Regions from separate parts of the Homo sapiens genome. Here region 1 is linked to region 2. A link is a loop called in an ENCODE intact Hi-C map of the cell type or tissue named here. Cell type or tissue: endothelial cell of umbilical vein. All regions are shown on one strand. Region 1 overlaps ODF2 (outer dense fiber of sperm tails 2). Region 2 overlaps CERCAM (cerebral endothelial cell adhesion molecule).

What was found. Peaks named below come from ENCODE experiments on the same cell type or tissue, not always from the same donor. Only the 100,000 strongest peaks of a DNase experiment are listed, where the experiment ranks them.
Region 1: it touches region 2 in a loop (5-fold over the local background); 8 of 110 quality-filtered maps call a loop at or near these places.

The regions. Positions count from the first base shown.
Region 1 is chr9:128,491,842-128,496,841 of GRCh38, reverse strand. ODF2 (outer dense fiber of sperm tails 2) reads right to left here. Exons shown (of 21, transcript NM_001351578.2): 15 at 4,306-4,416; 16 at 4,037-4,141; 17 at 2,174-2,332; 18 at 701-801. Among named protein-coding and RNA genes, the nearest start is that of GLE1, 10 kb to the left of the region's middle. RefSeq lists enhancers at 718-1,012, 1,556-2,056. In endothelial cell of umbilical vein, a CTCF peak has its summit at 806; a DNase peak (open chromatin) is centred at 2,251; H3K27ac peaks cover 2,293 bases.
Region 2 is chr9:128,435,905-128,440,904 of GRCh38, reverse strand. It overlaps CERCAM (cerebral endothelial cell adhesion molecule), which reads right to left. Exons shown (of 13, transcript NM_016174.5): 12 at 5,000; 13 at 3,558-4,056. The coding sequence ends at 5,000. Among named protein-coding and RNA genes, the nearest start is that of CERCAM, 18 kb to the right of the region's middle. RefSeq lists a silencer at 2,114-2,287. In endothelial cell of umbilical vein, a CTCF peak has its summit at 2,108 (motif pointing left); a DNase peak (open chromatin) is centred at 2,064.

The DNA.
Region 1 (5,000 bases), 56 kb before region 2:
GCAGGAGAATTGCTTGAGCCCAGGAGGTCGAGGTTGCAGTGAGCTGAGATTGCACCACTGCACTCCAGCCTGGGTGACAGAGTGACATGATAGATAGATGATAGATAGATAGATAGATAGATAGATAAACTCTACCTTGACCCTTTCCTCAAAAGGAGGAAATTGAGCTTCAAAGGAATTAAATGATTTGCTCAAGATCACAATGCTGGTAAGTGGCAGAGCTGGGCCCCAAGGCCAGGGCTTCTGATTCCCAAAGCCGTACCCTTCACCTCTGACTGCCTCCAACAATCCGTAAATAACAGAGAACGGTCAGATCAGAAAGGTCTTGGGAAGGGTGACTGGCAAGAAAGGGCAGAAAAGAGTGGGGAAGTGCCCCCACCACAGTATACTGGCTGCTCCATTCAAACTGGGCCCTCCTGGCAGGCCTGGACCAGGCATGCCTTTTGGGACAGGTGGTGCCTACAGGTGGGCAGATCCTGATCATGCTGTCATGGAGTGTCTCCCCAGGCTGAGAGGCCCCCTTGCTCTCTCCCACAATGCTTACCACTGAAATGGAAGCAGCTTTTCCTCTGAGGTCTGCCTAGTACCTTCCAGGGCCTCGAGTCCCTCAACACTTCCGCACACTAAGCAAAAAACAGCTAAGTGGCTGAAAGTCTCAGGTCCTAGGAAGAGGACAGAGATGGGACCAAGTGCCTCTAACCTCTCCAGTTCATCCACCTTCAGACTCAGCTGTTTATTTTCCTTCTGGGAAGCCTGATGTTTCTCTCTCGCCATCTCCAGCTTGTCCCCCTGGTGTTCGATCTAAAATGACAGGAACACAGACTGGTTTACAAAGGAATTTCCCGCTAGAGCCCTCCCCTTTCCCTATGACCTGTTGTCCACACCCAGGAAAGGGGCACAGTGCCCTCAGCAGGTGTCCAAGTCTCAACGCACAACCTAGAGGAGAAAGGACAGCAGGGACAGGTTAGGCCCAACTCCAAAGACAAAAGGCTCTCCCCACACTGGGAGAAACCAGGTTTGATGCTAAAGAATGACAAAGATGCTTTCTCGATCAGGGGAGGCCACTCAGAGAGACCCAGCTAGGATCCAGGACAGACATGAGAAGGCAGAAACAGCTGGCAGGGCTAACTGGCCCATACAAACCAACCACAGAGCTTTACCTGTTATGTTGCTGGTACTATTGATCTCAACCTCCTCTTAACTGGGGACAAGTGCAGGCAAGACAACAGGAAATCTGTCAATCCTTTTGAGTTGGCAAGTTTGAGAATTTACCCAGAGGGCTGTTTTATGCAGAAGCCTCAGCTATCAAGGCTCAAAGTCCCTGAGAATGCTCAGGTTCAACGGAGAAGGCAGGCAATGTAAGGTTACAGTACTGAGAATGTGGGCTTGGGAACCAGACAGAGCTGGCTGGGTTCCAATCCCTGCTTACTAGGTACTAGCTCTGTGATGGTGGGGAATTACTTCTCCTCTCTATGCCTTGGGCTGCTTTCTGTAAAATGGGGAAAATAACACATGCACCTCACAGAGTTCCTGATGGAATTAAATGAGAGAATGCAGGAACACAGAAGAGGTGCTCAAAAAATGGTAGCCCCTTTTCTAATTATCACAAGTACACACGTCAAGAGTGGGAAAGGGGCCTTGCCCAAGGTCACGCTGCAAATGAGTGGTATATAATTTCTTGGACACTGCAGGCCGTAGGCATGGTTCCAGTAACCCAGAGACAGACTGCTTCTGGGAGAAAGGGATGCTTGCTTCTTTCAGGACAGAATCTCAGGCAGTGCATCTGTTAAAGAGTCAGGAGAAGCAGCTAAAGCAAGAGAAAAAAAGAAATTCTACGGCTCGGTGTCTGCTGGCATCTCCCAGCTGTGGGTGTGGAGCTGAGGACAGCTGCGGAGCACACAGGCAGAGGCAGCAGTCTTGGGTGGGGGCAACAGCAGGAGGGCCCAGTGACTCCACGCAAGTGACGGCTCCTATAACTACAATCACTTTGTGCAAACACATGGCATTTGGCACACCAGACTTTTATTTCACAGCACTGATGATAGCTCACTCCTTTTAAAAAGCAGCAGCCAAGAAAAAGGAAGTAGTCCTCCCTTGGGGGGCGTGCAGCTCATCTTGGTATGCGGGCCCCTGCTCGGGTCAGTTCGTGGGACCCTTTCTGCCAGTCCCTTACCCGGCTGCGCAGGTCTGATATGATGGCTGTGAGGTCGATGTTCTTCCGCTCATAGCCCTGCAGTTGGTCTTGGCACTCAGCCAGCTTCGCCTCCGTGATCTTCAGGATGTCAGGGAGCTGCTGCAGGTCAGCCAGCTGAGACTGGAACTGCCTTCGTGCCTGAAACAGGAAGGAAAGACCCACAGGAAGGAAAGACCCACAGTTAGGAAAGACCTGGCTCCTAGTGGAGCCAGGCAGAGTCCTTTAGAGTTAGGGCAGGGCTGACACAGTCCCCAGTGGAGGATCCTGCAAAATCCACAGCAGAAGTGTGGCCTACACTCCCCGCTGGCCATTGAGCAGGTGGCTTGCCATTCATTTAGTTATCCCGTAACAATGGCAACCACACAGTAAACACCAAGACCCAGGCATTGTACCAGGGGCTCTCTGCACACTTGCTCATTTAATTCAGACAACCTGTAAAATAGGTGATGCTGTCCCCATACAAGTATAGTAAGCATCAAGAGAGCTAAGTCATTTGCCCAAGGTCATTCAGCTAAAAACTGGTAAACACAGGATTAAAGTCTAGTCTAACTCCAAGCCAGGTGCAGTGGCTCACACCTGTAATCTAGCACTCTGGAAAGCCAAGGGGCGCAGATTATTTGAGGTCAGGAGTTCGACACCACCCTGGCCAACAAGGTGAAACCCTGTCTCTACTAAAAATACAAAAATTAGCTGGGAATGGTGGCACACGCCTGTAGTCCCAGCTACTTGGGACGCTGAGGCAGGAGAATCACTTGAACCCGGGAGGTGGAGGTTGCAGTGAGCTGAGATCACACCACTGCACTCCAGCCTGGGTGACACAGCAAGACTCTGTCTCAAAAAAAATAAAATAAATTTTAAAAGTCTAACTCTAAAGCCCCTAGGAAAGCAGTCACAATGCTACAGGTCAGAGGGAAAGGGAGAAATATCTGGTCTAAGTCCATCCTTGTACTTAACACGGAGACTGAGGACCAGAGAGGGGCTTGACTTGCCCAAGGTTATGAAACAAATTAGTGGCTGAGCCTGGACTCAGCCCATCTCCAAGGTAACCATTAAGATAATCCCGCTGCTCTAATCAGCCAAACCATCTGTAGAAGAATAAGGCTCTTTGGGAAGAGGATGGGAGACATATTTTCTGGCTGGTACAAAATAAGGACACCATATAGAATGAAATAGGCATGCCAAAGACCTGGCATAACTGTAGATTTCTGTCTACTTGGATGCTCCAAGCATGAGGTTTTTTGTTTGTTTGTTTGTTTGTTTTGAGACAGAGTATTTACTCTTGTTGCCCAGGCTAGAGCGTAGTGGCACAATGACGGCTCACTGCTACCTCCACCTCCTGGGTTCAAGCGATTCTCCTGCCTCAGCCTTCCGAGTAGCTGGGATTACAGGCATGCGCCACCAGACCCGGCTAATTTTGTATTTTTAGTAGAGACAGGGGTTTCACCATGTTGGTCAGGCTGGTCTTGAACTCCCAACCTCAGTTGACCTGCCTGCCTCAGTCTCCCAAAGTGCTGGGATTACAGGTGTGAGAGACCGTGCCCAGCCAGGAGAGTTTTTTTGTTGTTGTTATTTTAAGAAAATTGAAAAGGAGGTAGAAGAAAACCAAGAGAAAAAAAAAAAAAAGACAAAGCAGCAGCATGAGAGAGAGAAGAGAGGAAACAAGAAAGAGACAAAGGAGAGAGAGGCACAGGGTAGAGTGGATGAGCCCACCAATGAGAAAATGAGCTCACCTTTGTTGCCCAAATCAGGTAGGGTCAAAGGCAAACAAGGGGAACAGACTCACAGTCATTGAGTTAGATATGGAATTGGGTAGGAGAAGAAAACAAGGAAGGAAAGCAGTACCGCCTCAATCTCTTTGTTCATCTCATCTTTAAGGATCTTGTTCTCTTTGTCACAGCGTTCTAGCTGGGCAGCTACTTCATCAGCCTCCAATCTGGTCTTCATCACCTAGGGACCAACAACACTGTGGTTCATCTTAGGTAGAGCCACGTTTTGATGAAAACCATCTTCCATACCCAACCCTCCCTGGGAGTGGCCTGGTAGGGAGCCCCCAGTCTGATGGGGGCAGGGAGGGCACTGCTCAGAAGGGCCAGGGCCCCAGTGAGGCCTACCTGACTCTTATAGTTGTCAATCATCCCCTCATAGTTCTTCACTGAGGCCTTCAGCTGCTGGACCTCGAGGTGTGCCTGGTTGAGTTTGTCCTCCATTGGAGCAAAGCTGGCCTGGAAGGGATGGCTCATGAGTAACCCACAGGAAGGTTCTGCTTCAGGTGGACCTCCTACCCTCAACTCTATCCAAAGAACCAGAAAAGGAAAGGCCCCCTACTCTAACCCACAGAGCACTTTCCCTGAGAGAAGCACCGAGAAGCAGGTAAGACTCCTAATGTTACCACCTCAAGTGAATAGAGATGCAAATAAATGACTTCTGTTTTTTCTTAATCCAAAAGCAATATATAATCATTAAAGAAAATGGGGATAAAACCAGGCCGGGCGCGGTGGCTCACGCCTATAATCCCAGCACTTTGGGAGGCCGAGGTGGGCGGATCACAAGGTTAGGAGATCAAGACCATCCTGGCTAACACAGTGAAATCCTGTCTCTACTAAAGGTACAAAAAATTAGCCGGGCGTGGTGGCGGGCGCCTGTAGTCCCAGCTACTCGGGAGGCTGAGGCAGGAGGATGGCATGAACCCGAAAGCGGAGCTTGCAGTAAGGTGAGATCGTGCCCCTGCACTCCAGCCTGGGCGACAGAGCAAGACTCCGTCTCAAAAAAAAAAAAAAAAAAGAAAATGGGGATAAAACCAAGACAC
Region 2 (5,000 bases):
GCCTCCACCTCCCGGGTTCAAGCAATTCTCCTGCCTCAGCCTCCTGAGTAGCTGGGATTACAGGCACCCACCACCACGCCCGACTTTTTTGTATTTTTAGTAGAGATGAGGTTTCACCATGTTGGCCAGGCTGGTCTCGAACTCCTGACCTCAGGTGATCCACCCGTCTCAGCCTCCCAAAGTGCTAGGATTATACGCATAAGCCACCACGCCCAGCCATGCTTGAATTATTACAGTGGGTTCCTAACTGGTCTCACTGTTTCTTCCATGGACCTGCCTACAGTTTATTCTCAGCACAGTAGCCGGTGTGATCTTATAACACTACATGAGATCATGCCACATCTCTGCCAGGGTGATCATGTAAAAATGTAAGTTAGATGGTTACTTCTTTGCCTCCATCTCTCTGGGGGCTCCATCTCAGAGTAAAAGCCAAAATGGCCTTCATGGCCATCCCTGCTCTGGCCCCAGCCTTGGCTCTATCAACTCTAGACACTGGTCCTCCTCTCTTCTGCACTGTCAGTCCTGCTTCTGCCTCAGGACCTTTGCATATGCTGTTCCTTCTGCTTGGAAGCTCTTCCTTTTGCTATCCCCAAGGCTCAGCCCCTCCCCTCCTTAAAGTCTTTTTTTTTTTTTTTTTTGTCTATTTTTTTTTTTTTTTTGAGACGGAGTCTCACTCTGTCACCCAGGCTGGAGTGCAGTGGTTTGATCTCGGCTCACTGCAACCTCTGCCTCCCAGGTTCAAGCAATTCTCTTCCTCAGCCTCCCACGTAGCTGGGACTACAGGCGCCCACCACCACACCTGGCTAATTTTTGTATTTTTAGTAGAGACGGGGTTTCACCCTCTTGGCCAGGCTGGTCTTGAACTCCTGACCTCGTGATCCACCTGCCTCGCCCTCCCAAAATGGTGGGATTACAGGTGTGAGCCACCCTGCCTGGCGAAGTCTTTTGTTTTTGAGATGGAGTCTCACTCTGTCGCCCAAGCTGGAGTGCAGTGGTGCAAGCTCAGCTCACTGCAACCTCCACCTCCCAGGTTCAAGTGATTCTCCTGCTTCAGTCTCCCGAGTAGCTGGCATTACAGGCGCCCGCTAGCACACCTGACTAATTTTTGTATTTTTAATAGAGATGGGATTTCCCTATGTTGGCCAGGCTGGTCTCAAACTCCTGGCCTCCAGTGATCCATCTGCTTAGGCCTTCCAAAGTGCTAGGATTACAGGCATGAGCAACTATGCCTGGCCCACTCCTGCGTCTTTGTTCAGGTGTTAACTTCTCAGATCTTACTTTGTATCTCTCCGCTTCTCATTTTTCTCTATAGCAATTCACACCCTCTGATCTTTCTTTGTTTTTGTCTGCATCCCTCATTAGGATGTCAGTTTTGGCCGGGTGTGGTGACAGAAGGTGATAGAGTGAGACTCCGCCACAAAAAAAAAAGAAAAAAAAGAATGTCAGTTTAATGAGGTCAGGGGTTTTGTCAGTTTCATTCACTGCTGAATCCCCAGGGCCTGACTGCGGCCCATGGGAGGTGCTTAATAAAGGTTAACAAATGAATGAAGGGGACACCTGGAGCCTGGAGAGAAGTGAGTCGCTCAAGGTCATAGCCATCCAGAATGAATGACTTTCATCTTAGAACGAATAAAGCACCGAGTCCACAGCTCCAGCCCAAGGTCCTTCTCACAGCCGTGCCAGGTCCTGGACCTCAACCCCAGGACAGAGCCAAGGGATACCCCAACCTCAGGGAGTGCCTGTCAGGCTCTGCCAGGACTGGAGTGCTCACACAACCAAGTCAGGGGGCCACATGGAAGAGGAGCAGGAACGGTGGAAGCCAAAGCAGCCATGGCCAAGGCCAGGAGCCATCTCCCCTCCCACCCCTCCAGCTGCCTGAGTGCAGGCATGACAGACAGCGGCTGGGCCCAGAAGCCCGACTCTCTGGGGCCAGGGGAGAGGCCTGCAGTTCCCATCAGAAGAGCAGAAGACGCAGAGCTGCTGCGGGTTGCCCCAGCACCAATGGGAGCTTCCCTATGGCCCATGCTTCCTTCCTGGTGTTGGCCCCAACCCAGCAGAGAGCATCCTGGCCAAGTCCAGGCTCTGCCACCTTGCGCCCTCTGGTGGCCACATTGGTTAGTGCCAGAGGGGAACCCAGGATCTCCCCCAGCCCCTCCCAGGCGGTTCCTCTTCCCCTAAGCCAGGGTTTCAGCTGCACAAGAGATGATCCAAAGGGCCGGGGGACATCAGCAGCCCTTGGACTGGCTGGGCCCACCCTGACCAGCAAGGTGAGGCTGGTAATGACTTCGGGGATGACCACATCAGCCCCAACAGGTGAGCACTCACTGTGAGCCGGGCTCAGGCTAGGCCACTCTATACCCAACCAGCCACAATGACCGAAGAGTAGACTAAGGCCCAGGGAAGGGATGGCACCCACCCAAGATCACCCAGCACAGAGGTGATGCTGGATCGGCCTGACTCCTCACCTGTCCTCCCCTCTCTGTCCCTCCAATTGCTCAACCATAGATCAGGAAGCCTCCTCCCAGGCCAGCTGAGATGCAGAGGCTCAGCCATGAGTTAAAAAATATAAAGTAAAAATACAAAAATTAGCTGGGCGTGGTGGCACATGCCTGTAATCCCAGCTACTAGGGAGGCTGAGGAAGGAGAATCGCTTCAACCCAAGAGGCGGAGGCTGCAGTGAGCCGAGATCACACCACTGCACTCCAGCCTGGGTGACAGAGCGAGACTCTGTCTTAAAAACAAACAAATATATATACATGTATATATATGTATGTATACATATATACATGTATATACACGTATGTGTACATATATACACGTATATATACGTGTATATACGTGTGTGTATATACGTGTATATACGTGTGTGTATATACGTGTATATACGTGTGTGTATATACGTGTATATACGTGTGTGTATATACGTGTATATACGTGTGTGTATATACGTGTATATACGTGTGTGTATATACGTGTATATACGTGTATGTGTATATACGTGTATATACGTGTATGTGTATATACGTGTATATACGTGTATGTGTATATACGTGTATATACGTGTATGTGTATATACGTGTATATACACGTATATATGTATATATACGTGTATATATACGTATATACGTGTATATATATGTATATATATAAAGTGGCAGGGTGCAGTGGCTCACGCCTCTCATCCCAGCACTGTGGGAGGCCGAGGTGGATAGATTGTTTGAGCCCAGGAGTTTGAGACCAGCCTGGGCAACATGCAAAACCCAGTCTCTACAAAAAAAAATGTGGCCAGGCATGGTGGCATGTGCCTGTGGTCCAGCTACATGGGAGGCTGAAGCAGGAAGATTGCCTGAGCCCAGGAGGTTGAGGCTGCAGTGAGCTGGGTTTGCGCCATTGCACTTCAGCCTGGGCAACAGAGGGAGACCCTGTGTCAAAAAATATATATATACATACATACATACATACATATATATATATATATATATATATATATATACACATACACATACATACATATATATATATATATATATATACATATATATACATACATATATATATTTAAAGTGCAAATGGCTTTTATTGAGGGCCTACTGTGTGCTGGGCAACATGTCTGCAAGGGTCCTGCTTTACCTCCCTGTACTTTGCACCGGCCAGGGAGGAGGGTGCTGGGGAGACCCAAACATCAAGCTGGGGGAGGGTGCTGAGGTGGAGGTAGAAGGGGGCAGAGGGGCCCCTCAGCTGAGTCCTTAGGGAGGGAAGGGATCCTGGGGTCTGCCCAGCTTGAAACAGAAGCTGGGGGCCACAAGGCCCTGAATCAGGCCAGGCAGGGTACAGGGGCCTGGGAGTCCTGCTCCTTTGCTGTGAGACCTTTAGGGAATGGGATCCATCTCTGAGTGGTTTCTCCCGATGAAAGACAGGTCCAGAGGGCAGAGTGGCCATGCCCAAGGTGGTGGCCAGGTCTGACAGGATCTGCAGTCCCTGCCAACAACCTCCTCCTCTGCTCTCTGGGCAGTAGTGGCCTGCTCCTGGACACTGCTTTGCAGTCATCACCTGGACCTGGTGGGACAGGAGGAGCAGGAAGAGAAAGAGAATTAGAGTCAGACAGAATCAGAGACAGACAGACACTGACAGATATAGGAAAACAGGGGCAGAGACAGACAGAGAGGGAAAAAGCTAGAGAGGGATGCGGAGACAGCTGAAGGTACAATTATAGACAGACACAGAGGCCAGGCACAGTGGCTCACGCCTGTAATCCCCAGCACTTTGGGAGACCGAGACGGCTGGATCATTTGAGGTCAGGAGTTGAAAACCAGCCTGGCCAACATGATGACACCCTGTCTCTACTAAAAATACAAAAGGCCAGGCGCGGTGGCTCACGCCTGTAATCCCAGCACATTGGGAAGCTGAGGCGGGCAGATCACCTCAGGTCAGGAGTTCAAGACCAGCCTGGCCAACATGGTGAAACCCTGTCTCTACTAAAAATACAAAATTTAGCCGGACGTGGTGGTGGGCGCCTGTAGTCCCAACTACTCGGGAGGCTGAGACAGGAGAATCGCTTGAATCCGGGACGCGGGAGGCAGAGGTTGCAGTGAGCTGAGATCATGCCACTGCACTCCAGCCTGGGCAAAAGAGCAAGACTCCATCTCAAAATAAATAAATAAATAAAAATAAAAATAGAAAAATTAGCCAGGCCTTGTGGTGGGTGCCTGTAATCCCAGTTACTGGGGAGGCTGAGGCAGGAGAATCTCTTGAGCCCGAGAGGCAGAGGTTGCAGTGAGCCAAAATCACGCCACTGCACTCCAGCCTGGGCGACAGAGCGAGACTCCGTCTAAAAAAAACAAACAAACAACAACAACAACAAACATAAAGGCAAAGCTAGAGATGGAGAGGGAGAGAGAAGGCTGAGAAGGGGAAAACAGCCCCAGACACAGTTATGCCATCAAAGGGGAGAGCAAGCCAAGGTCTACGGGGCTGGGGCCTCTTCCCGCCCTGGCCTCACC